2 separate regions of the Homo sapiens genome follow, and region 2 is linked to region 1. The links are chromatin contacts, found by Hi-C in ENCODE. All regions are on one chromosome and are shown on one strand. Each heading gives the region's core, a stretch centred on a gene start or an enhancer-like site at or near the end of the contact. The rest is flanking DNA. Distances are from core to core; before and after follow the strand shown.

Region 1 (4,741 bases), core at 1,973-4,472:
TTCTTGGTATAGAAACTAATCTTAGACTTTAGAAAATAACAGGATTTGTAAAATATGTAATATTTGTATTATGTGTTTATAGATATATGCCCACTGATTTCCATCATCTGCCCCACGAGGAGTCTATTCACACTCACATCCACAACCCCATACATGTGCTATTCCCTACACATATCTGAGTAGGAAATACCTTTAAAGATGACTTCTCCCTCATCCACCACAGGGCAAGAGCAGAGAGCGGAGGGGGACCAGGCCTCCCGTGGTCTCACGTTAAGCTCTCATCCAGCACAAGTGTTACAGCACTGACTGTGGAATATGGGGTCCCCGCTGCCTCAGACTACATTGGTCCCTAATTCTCATCTTCCTGCCTTACCACACCACACCCCACTCCTCATGGGTTGGTGCCTCAACAAAGTACCAAATTCCAGTGATCTGTCCTCAGCTACTGAATTGTAATAGGTTTCCTTTGGATGCATGAAGAGGAGGAGAGGATGGCACTGAGGAAGGGTGGCTGAGCAAACAGCGGGATGCAAACATTTATGTGAGCACTTGATGTGTAGCTGGCATCTCTGTATTATTAATAGAAACTTCCTCATTGTAATCTCAGTCCTCATGATTACCCACTGGAAAGAAAAGGAAACCAAAAGAGAAGACTGAGGACATGAGCTCTGTCCTGTATCCTCTGTGAGTGAGGCACCAAACACATTATCCCAATTAATCCCCACAAAATACTGATGCTGCTATCTCTGCCTCTGATTTACAGAAGCGAGGTGGATCTCAGAGAAGCTACATAACTTGTTTGGGTCACACAACTCCAAGGGAATGGAGGGAGTTACAGTTCCAGCTGAGTAATTAACCTCAAAACTCCAGCCTGAAGCAGGATCTCATCTAATCGTTAATGCTCTTATATCCTTTATATTAATACTTTCACATCAATAATTTCATTTTACTCTTATCACACCTGTACATGGACTAGAATGGATACCAATTCCTCTCTATAAAATGCAAAAATTTGAGGCCCAAAGAGATCAGGAGATTTTTTCTTTGTCACTCAGCTTATTAACTAGCAGAGCTGAGACCATGGGGCTTACCTCACAACCATGTCCCTTCACTGCAAGCACCTTTATTATTTCAACTTCAGTTAAGTTTGATTTGGATCATTTTCCAATCATTGCATATGCAAATCAGAATGGCTGTGAGGATTACAGACCCAAGGTATTAACATAAAGAGAGCCTTTGACAAATAACAACAACAACAAAACAGTGTTTGGCAGCTGGCACTCACATTCCTCCTGGAGAAGAAAACCTCTTTGAAAACAGCCTCAATACACTTCTGAGTTTAAAGACGAGATCGTATAGGGACATGACAGCTTCACAATAAAAAAGAAGCTTGATTCATGTTAATACACATCACTCCATAAACACTGCTCTCTGTGGCTGGATGTGTCACTTTCTTAAATGACTCCACCATTCATAGATCCAAATTAAAGTGGTTGGGTCAACGTCACCTCCAGGAAAGGCCAACAGAACTGTCTCAGAACTCCGGAGGCCATGTCAGCTTCATGTCTGAAAGACTCTGACTCAATATCAAACTCTTCAGCTTGTCCATGAGGCTCTCCATGATGTAACGAGTGCCTTCCTCTCTGACTTCGCATCTAAGAGTATCCTTCATGCTACCCACAACCAGATCTCCTTTCCTCCATCCATTCAGTACTAATTCAGTGCTCACTTGTGCAAGGCCCTATTCTGGCTGTGAAAGCCCTTCCTGTGTACATGCAGGTGTATGGTGCATCCTTCAATGCCATCAGTTGTTACAGTAGAGCTCCAAGAATACAGGACACATAAACCCTTCTGCCACTGACTCTAACACCCCTGCAGATGCCCAGTTCATATTTAATGGAGTAATGAGTGAATTAAATTCCTTGTCAGACTTTGGTGTAATGAAAACAATATTTCCTTCTTAACTAAACAGCAAAATGCATATCTATTGTTTTTTTCCTTTGTTCTTTAGAGTAACCAAAGGGGATCATTTTAAAGTAAGGAACAATAGCCAAGTCAGTGGGATAAAAAAAAATACATAGCCTCATCTCCAGCATTATATCATTGTCACCAGCTAAACAAACATGATAGAGCGTTTTGTTTCCAAGGTGGTGAGGTGACAGCTATATGACTCAGCCCCTTATGTGGCCTCTTGCATTTTTAATGGTCTCTGAACATTTCCCTTCATTTCAGAAATACCCTAGAGTCTAGATAAACAAAAGATTTTTTTTTCTGTCCTTAGCCACCAAGCTATTCTCACACCAGTCACCTTGAGAGGCCAAGAGAGCTAAAGTAGTCATTGTCTTCTGATTTTCTTTTCTTTCTCTCTCTGTTTTTTTTTTTTTTTTTTTTTTTTTGCTTTATGAACATAATAAAGAAAACACCCCATAGAAGAAGCCATGGCAAGCTACTTTCTGGCTTGATGAGTGCTGCCCATAGAGAAGCTTACAGTACTTCGTGCGTGAGACCTGAGGAGGAAAACACCAGTATTAAAACAGGGAGCCTTCAAAGCCAGCACCCCACTCAGCCACCATCTGTGCAAAGATGGCAGCTTTGTAAGTGTTTACATAAGGAAGGGGGTGCTCTGCTGCAGGCACACAAGCAAACCCTCTCTATTCTGTTTTGCTGCAGTTTTAAGTTTTTGTAGGGACATGGTTCCCTTGGGAGAGTGGATTAAACTTCTTCTGAGTTCATTTTCAAAGGCTTTGCAAATAACCTCTATCGTCTCCAGTCAGATCCCATGTAATACAGCCCTTAAATAAATAATGTAATAATAAGAAAAAATGCATAATTGCCTTAACAGAGAAGAATTGCTTTAAGATTCAACCTCCCTCCCATTGTTAAGAAAAGGCTTTGATAAGCCAGGCTCTGGGTAAGTGACTCTGGGCCGAAATGTGCCTGGAACTTTCCAACTGGATGCCTGAGTAATGACAGCACCCTGGCAGCCAGGGGCACAAGAGGGGAAACAGCTGAGGATGCAGGGAGGGGCCAGGTGGACGGACAGCCCAGGGATTCACAATTACTTCTCTCTTCAGGCCCACATTCAAAAATGTTGGAAAATTACTAAATTCATGGAATTATTGATACATTTGGGTGTATGGTGGCGGGGGTGATAATGTGGCTGGCTCCCCAGGCACTGGAGCACATGCCCAGGCAGGACTGCACAGGCTCAAAAACAGGGCAGGGCACACAGGCCTCTGACTCACCAGGAGTTCATAGAACCCTTGAGACAAGGGTCCTGGACTCCCTGGCATGAAATCAGGCACATTTTCCTAAATCTCCCATGGGCAGGAAAGACCCAAGTGACAGCTGAGTTATGAAAGTGAATCAAGACAGTGAATCTTTTCCATGTTACTCTGGATCCTTTCAAACACTAATTACAAACTAGAGGAGCTATAACATAGAAAGTACTAACTGGGATCTGCTTCTCCACGTTATGGTTGGGGGATGCCTATATGGGAGGCGGCTGACTCCTTGCTTTGTGAACAGTTGTGCTAGAGTGATTGATAAAGTCTTCTCAAAAGGCTGGTGCTTGCCTTTTAATCATTCAAATATGCCTCTGTACACAATAAAATTAATACTATAAATATTTACAATAATGAGAAGAAAGCAGGGGCTGTAAAAAGTCAATATGGATGTTAAAATTGGACTCAAAAACAATAGAACTAGACTCCCTATTTTACGGGCACAGTCACTTTAGGTGCAGGTACAATACCAGCATGAAATAGATATAAATAGATGTCTTTGAAAGCATTTAGCCAAGGCTTCCATCAGGACAGTATGAGGAGTTCTGCAGACTCATTTCCCAGTAAGACTGCTGAAAACTATTTTTTAAAAAACAGTAAAGTCTCCAAAATGCTATTTTTCTGTATACAGCAAGATAAAAAATATAGTTATTCAAGAAAGTCTACTAAAACTGAGTAAGAACAGTAATAGTCTGTGGCATTTAAAACAAGATCTACTCTTCTGCTACCTCCCAGCTCAGGGAAATGGAAACTCCACTCCAGCCTGCTGCATCCAAGAACACAGGGCTCTCTCCCACCTTAGCTCTCTGTAAGTGAGCTGTCTTCCCCTCTCATTCTGGCCCCAGCTACATGTTCATGAGGTTAAGCTGCCAGTGAGTACAGATGAGAGGTGATGGTGCCCTTTTTTTACCCAGCTCTACCTCATTAGACAAAGGCTCATTAGACAGAGGCTTTAAATTAAGAACAGCATTGCCGAGAATATTGGGGTCCCCCTTGTTCTTGCCTCATATCATGGTGTGGGGTTTCCACATGGGAGAAGCAAGCTGAGAGAATCTGAGGTCACTGTCCTCCCTCTCCCATGAGTGTTCAGCTCCTAAAGTGGGAGGGTCATTCAGAAAGAAACATGATGTTGCTCCCATTTCTAGCTCCAGAAATGTGGCTCATATATGTTTCCTTGCCTCTAAAGAAGCAAGCCATAAACAGATAACTGCTAATCTATCCCCAAAGGGACTGTTTTGTTGTTTTAGTTTTTAGGTTTTTTTTTTTTTTTTTTGGCAACAAAATGTGGAGAAGTTCAACCATAAGGGTGTTCTTAATAACTGGAACCTGTGGTGAAAGGCAATTGGGAGATTGATAGATTCATCGGAGATACAGGCTAAACTACAGGCTGTCTAATTTACCAGAGAGAACCAGGGAGACCACTGGAAGGAGCCCTCCCAGTGGCAAATTTGTGATTA
Region 2 (5,145 bases), core at 1,367-3,866, 72 kb before region 1:
CACAGAGGCATTACAATGGGTAACAAGATTTTCAGAGTGTGTAAACAAACAGAATTCAATGATATGCTATTTATAAGAAATTCACCTTAAATTCAATAACATAAGTAGCTTGAAAGTAAAATAAAAGACAAAAATAGATTACACAAATGTTAATCTAATAGAAACCAGGTGCCTTAATTGAACATTTTGACTTTGAAACCCCTCTGTTGCATTTATAATTGAAATATGTTCTAACAGGTTGATATAATAAAGATTGTAGTAATTGTATTTATCTGCTTAAACATTCAAATGTTTCTTCCTTTTTTGGTTCTATTTAAGGGGAGACAAAAATTATATACCTACTAACTTAGTCATATTTGTTAAGTGTCAAAAATTATGTCAAGGGCAGTCCTAGAAAACCTGTTGGTAGTTTATCAGGGCTCCACAGACTTGTTTATAATTAACAATGTTATGAACGTTATGTACCATAGGAAGACAGGAATGGATACTATTATTAACTTTTGTAGAGAAATAGAAAAAAAGGTCCCCGAAAATACATTTGTCTCCAATTACATAATTTCTGAGACTTAAAACTTTTCCTACTTACTACTAAAACTAAGGTAAACTTGGAAAAAAAATGATGAAAAAAACTTTAAAAGAGTAGACAAATTTCTAATTTCATGTTTAAGTAACATTCTCGGTAAATGACAGTAAGTGACAGTAAGTAAATCAGAAAGAATATAAAATATTAGAACAATATAATTAATAAATTAATATAATTAGCACACACGAAACCTTTTATTTTATTATTATTATTTTTTTTTAGAGAGAGTCTCACTCTGTCACCCAGGTTAGGATACAGTGGTGTGAACATGGCTCACTGCAGCCTTGACCTCCTGGGCTCAAGCAATCCTCTTGCCTCAGCCTTCCCAGTAGCTGGTGGGGACCCAGGTGAGTGCCACCATGGCTGATTAATTTTGGTATTTTTGTAGAGATGCAGTCTTGCCGTGTTCCCCAGGCTGGTCTCAAACTCCTAGGCTCAAGCAATCCTGCTGCCTCAATTTGGGAGAAATTGTTGGGATTACAAATGTGAGCCACCGCACTCAGCCCACACACATATAAAACTTGAACGCAGATCAAGAGAAGACAATTTTTTTCCATGTGAATGTGTACTAAAATTGATTAAATTCTAAGCTATAACAGAAGTCTTAAAAAATAAGATATGTTAATCTGATCATATGGAAATTAACTTAAAATATTGTCAAACCAAATAACACTAGAAATGTTTAAAACGATTAAGATGAGAATGATTCACAAAATAATAACTTAAAGAAATTCAAATCTTTGGAAATTAAGCAATAAAGTATTAAATATTCCATGGTTCAAAAAAGAAATCAAAATAAAAGAATTTGTTTTAATTTCAATGAAAATTTAGAATTTGGCATGTCAAAAATTATAGAATGGTTCTAAAGCCCTGCTTTTAAAAAGCTGATAGACTTCAGTGGATATATTATTTTAAGAAAAGAAAGAATAAAAATCAAAAATTTAAGTTCAACAAATGAATTTATGTGATCATCTGATTTATGAAAAGGTGACATTGTAATGCCAGGAGGCATACTCCAGGAACAGTGCTGGGTCAGCCAGATATTCCTGAAGAACAAAATGAATCTTTCACATCTACTTCACCATTCACGTATGCCATACTTTTCACGTCACACACACACACACACACACACACACACACACACACACAGAAAAACAACTCTGATGTACCACTAAGTAAACGTGAAAATTAAAACAATACAGGTTCTGGATGGTATCATAGGAAAATGTCTACATTGTCTTGTAGTTGGCAAGGTTTTCTTAAATTGCACACAAAAAGCACCAATCATAAAGCAAAATATTGATACACTGGAATTTGCTAAATCATTAATTACTCTTCATCAGAAGATACTGTAAGACAGTGAATACGCAAGCCACGAAGTAGAAAAAAAAAATTGGAAATGCATGCATCTTACAAAGGATTTATATCCTTTATAAAACAAAATTTCTACAATTCAACAAGGAAAACAAAGGCCTGCCAAAAAAATATGGGAGGAAAACATTGTCATTTGACAAGACATCAGATGGCTGATTTAACCATATTAATGTGGATGAGGTATGGTGAAGCCAGAGGAAGATCAAAAGAGAAGCTTGAAAGAGTTTTACAGTTTTGTTATACTCACAGTTCCCTGGGGAGAACACAGCGTGCCATGCCACAGGGGGCCACTCGTGGGAGCACCAGCGTCAGAGTTGAGCCAGAGGGATAAAGGGCAGCAGTAGGCGAAAACCTTTTTTTGTGGTTTCTGCAGGAATGAAAGGGTTAGGCAGGGCAAACAGGCTTAGGCTTGATGACTTGAAATAATTTCAGTGGGCTTGTTCCTGGTTGTCTGGTACCTGGCTCCGAGGCACATATGGCGACTGAATAGCGGCCAAGGGTCTGAGAGACAAACAAGGAGGTAATTGAGGATCGGACTTAATTGACCCCACAAGAAAAGGGCCTGACTCCTCTCCAGCCGGGGCCTCTAAACTAAGTCAACATAGTGCAAGACAGATCTCCATGTGGCCTTAGACTATCCCAGTTCTCTCTCATTTCTTGTCTATAGTTCTCAAGAATAACTATAGAATGTGCTAACAATGCAACATTCTGAGATAAAGAGGGGCTCTCCAGAGCAGCCCAAGTTCTGTTCCAATCTCTCCTAGAATTGGATGTCTGGCGATGTTTGACAAACAGGAGAACTGTTTCCAAGGTTCCTGAGCTACAGTGCAAGTGCGGCATGCGCAAACGAGACTATGTCCTGGCAGCTTTCCTGAGCCTCTGGGATCAGGCTGTCATGAATCTTAGGCCTCTGTTGTCTCTTTCTAGTTGTCTATAGGTAATAAATCTACTGCATGTAACCTGTGTTTGTAAGTATCCTGAACTTGTGCAAGGAGTAGAAATTGCAGCCCATGATGCTTTGGAATGAAATGATAACCATTGCATGGCGAACCTGCTTTGCTGGCATAATAATAATAAAAAACGCTATATTACTATGGCCAATAAGCATTTGAAATGGTGCTCAACATTATTGTCAGAAAAATGTTATTCAAACCACAATGTGATAATATTACCTACCCACCATAAGAATTAACATTTATAAAAAGTGGCAATCTCAACTGTAGAGACAATGTGGGACAATGAAATTTTCTGATACTCTTAGTAGGAACATAAATTAGCGCATTCTGTATGCAAAATTGTATAGCTATCTACTTAACCCTAAAATTGTGCATGCCTTGTATCACAACTGTTCTGCCCAATGTAAATGCATTTGTATGTGCATCAAAACTCATACAAAATATTAATAAAAGCACCATTTCCAATAGTAAAACTATGGAAACTGCCCAAACGCTCATCAGCAGTTGAATAGGTGAATAAAGCCTTGCATATTTACATGACGGAATGTCATACAGTAAACAAAAAGATTAAACTACTGCTATATGCAGCATGACAAATTTCACAGACATAATGTGAAGAAAACATATTTTTTAAAAAAGAAAAGAAAATCCAGACACAAAAGGGTACTTAACACATAATTCCATTCATCATAAATTAAAAAAAATCCTAATGTATAGTGATGGACATAAAGATATTCATTATTTTTAGAGGTGTAATGAATAGAAAAGGTCATGGTAGAGTCTCTGGGGGCTGACAACGTTCTGCGTTTTGAGCTGGATGATACCCATGAGTATGTTCACTATGTAAAGAAAAATGATGAAGAGTATAATCAAGATTCGCTCCCTTGATCATTGTGTTTTACTTCAACAAACATTACAAGAAAAGATAAAACTCAACCCATTCTTGGGTTATCTAGTAAAGCAAGCTGCTATAAATCCACTGAATATATTACAAAGAAAAAAAATCTTGATAAAACCTGGGCTGACAGAGAACTTCAAGGTATTACTGAGGAAAATAATAAATCAATAATAAAAATCATAATTATCCTTTATGAATACTAGTCATTTTACATACATTATTTTATTTCCTTTTTGCAATAAACCTATGAGGTTGTCATAATTATTCCCATAACATATATGAAGTAACTAAGGCTTAAAGAAATTAAATAACCTCTCCATGATTGTACAGTAGGTCAGAAATGGAATCTGCATTGAGACATGCTTTATTACAAAGCCTATGCAATGGCACAATAAGCTGCATACAAAATAAAATTTCCTTCTGTTGCAGAAAAGCTTAGAATTCATGGAATAGGTCACATTCTTGTACAAGAGATAGATCTAGGGTTGCCAGGTAAAATGCAGGATGCCTAAATAAATTTGAATTTCAAATGAACTATTTTTTTTTTAGAAAAAATATACCTCATAAAAACTTGGGACATATTAAGCACCACATTTTTATAGTCAATTGAACATATATATACTAATGTATTATTTATATGTTACATAATACATACATATTATTTGTTGTTTATCTCAAATTCAAATTTAACTAAGTGTCCTGTCTTTTTATTTGCTAAAGGTGGAGACCTCGGTCAGGATAGGGTTTCTCAATGTTGGCACAATGAACATTTTGGATTGTATAATTCTTTGTTGTGGGGGATTGTCCTGTGCATTAGAGGATGTTTAGCAGCGTCTCTGCTCCACTCACTAGAGTCCACTAGCATCCTCTCTCCACAGTTGTGACAATCAAAAATGTCTGCAGACATTGCCAAATGGTCCTTTCAGTAGAGAGTCAAAGTTCCTCAAGTTGAGAACCACTCGTTCAGGATAAACCAAGATGGGGTCTACTCCCCTGATTGCACTGGTTAAAGAGTCATACCAAAAATGAGTGTGCAAAAACAAAAGCTGATGAGAAAATTAAGTGCATGACACTGAGTTTGTCATAAATAAGTATTCACAAAGTTATGCTACTGAAAAATACCACCCTCATTTCAGAGGATGCATTCAGGCATTCTCAACTAAATTTTGATCTTTCTTTTTCAATGTCCGAGTTTAATAAACTAATTCATATAATGATGGATACTTAAGTTGAGTCTGTTTGGAACATTGATGATTACTGTAGTCAATATCCTAATTATAAAAGCATGAAAACTAAAGAGCAAGATCTCCTATAGCTATTTCCCTAGCCAGTGG

The links. A loop is a pair of places that touch in the nucleus more often than their neighbours do. Pooled maps may share reads with other maps.
Region 2: a loop to region 1 is called in a map of Right ventricle myocardium inferior, with 2.2 times the contacts of the local background. The contact joins the promoter of LINC02838 here to the enhancer-like site in region 1. A Hi-C loop is called at or near these places in 1 of 168 maps with a recorded cell type or tissue (Right ventricle myocardium inferior) and 1 of 50 pooled maps.

The regions. Positions count from the first base shown.
Region 1 is chr7:48,635,037-48,639,777 of GRCh38, reverse strand. All of the region lies in intron 59 of ABCA13 (ATP binding cassette subfamily A member 13), which reads right to left. Among named protein-coding and RNA genes, the nearest start is that of LINC02838, 71 kb to the left of the region's middle. Within about 2 kb of position 3,222, at least 3 of the 41 ENCODE cell types and tissues checked have a DNase peak (open chromatin) inside an H3K27ac peak, as active enhancers do.
Region 2 is chr7:48,705,974-48,711,118 of GRCh38, reverse strand. LINC02838 (long intergenic non-protein coding RNA 2838) reads right to left here and starts at 2,616. Exons shown (of 3, transcript NR_183322.1): 1 at 2,416-2,616; 2 at 2,205-2,324.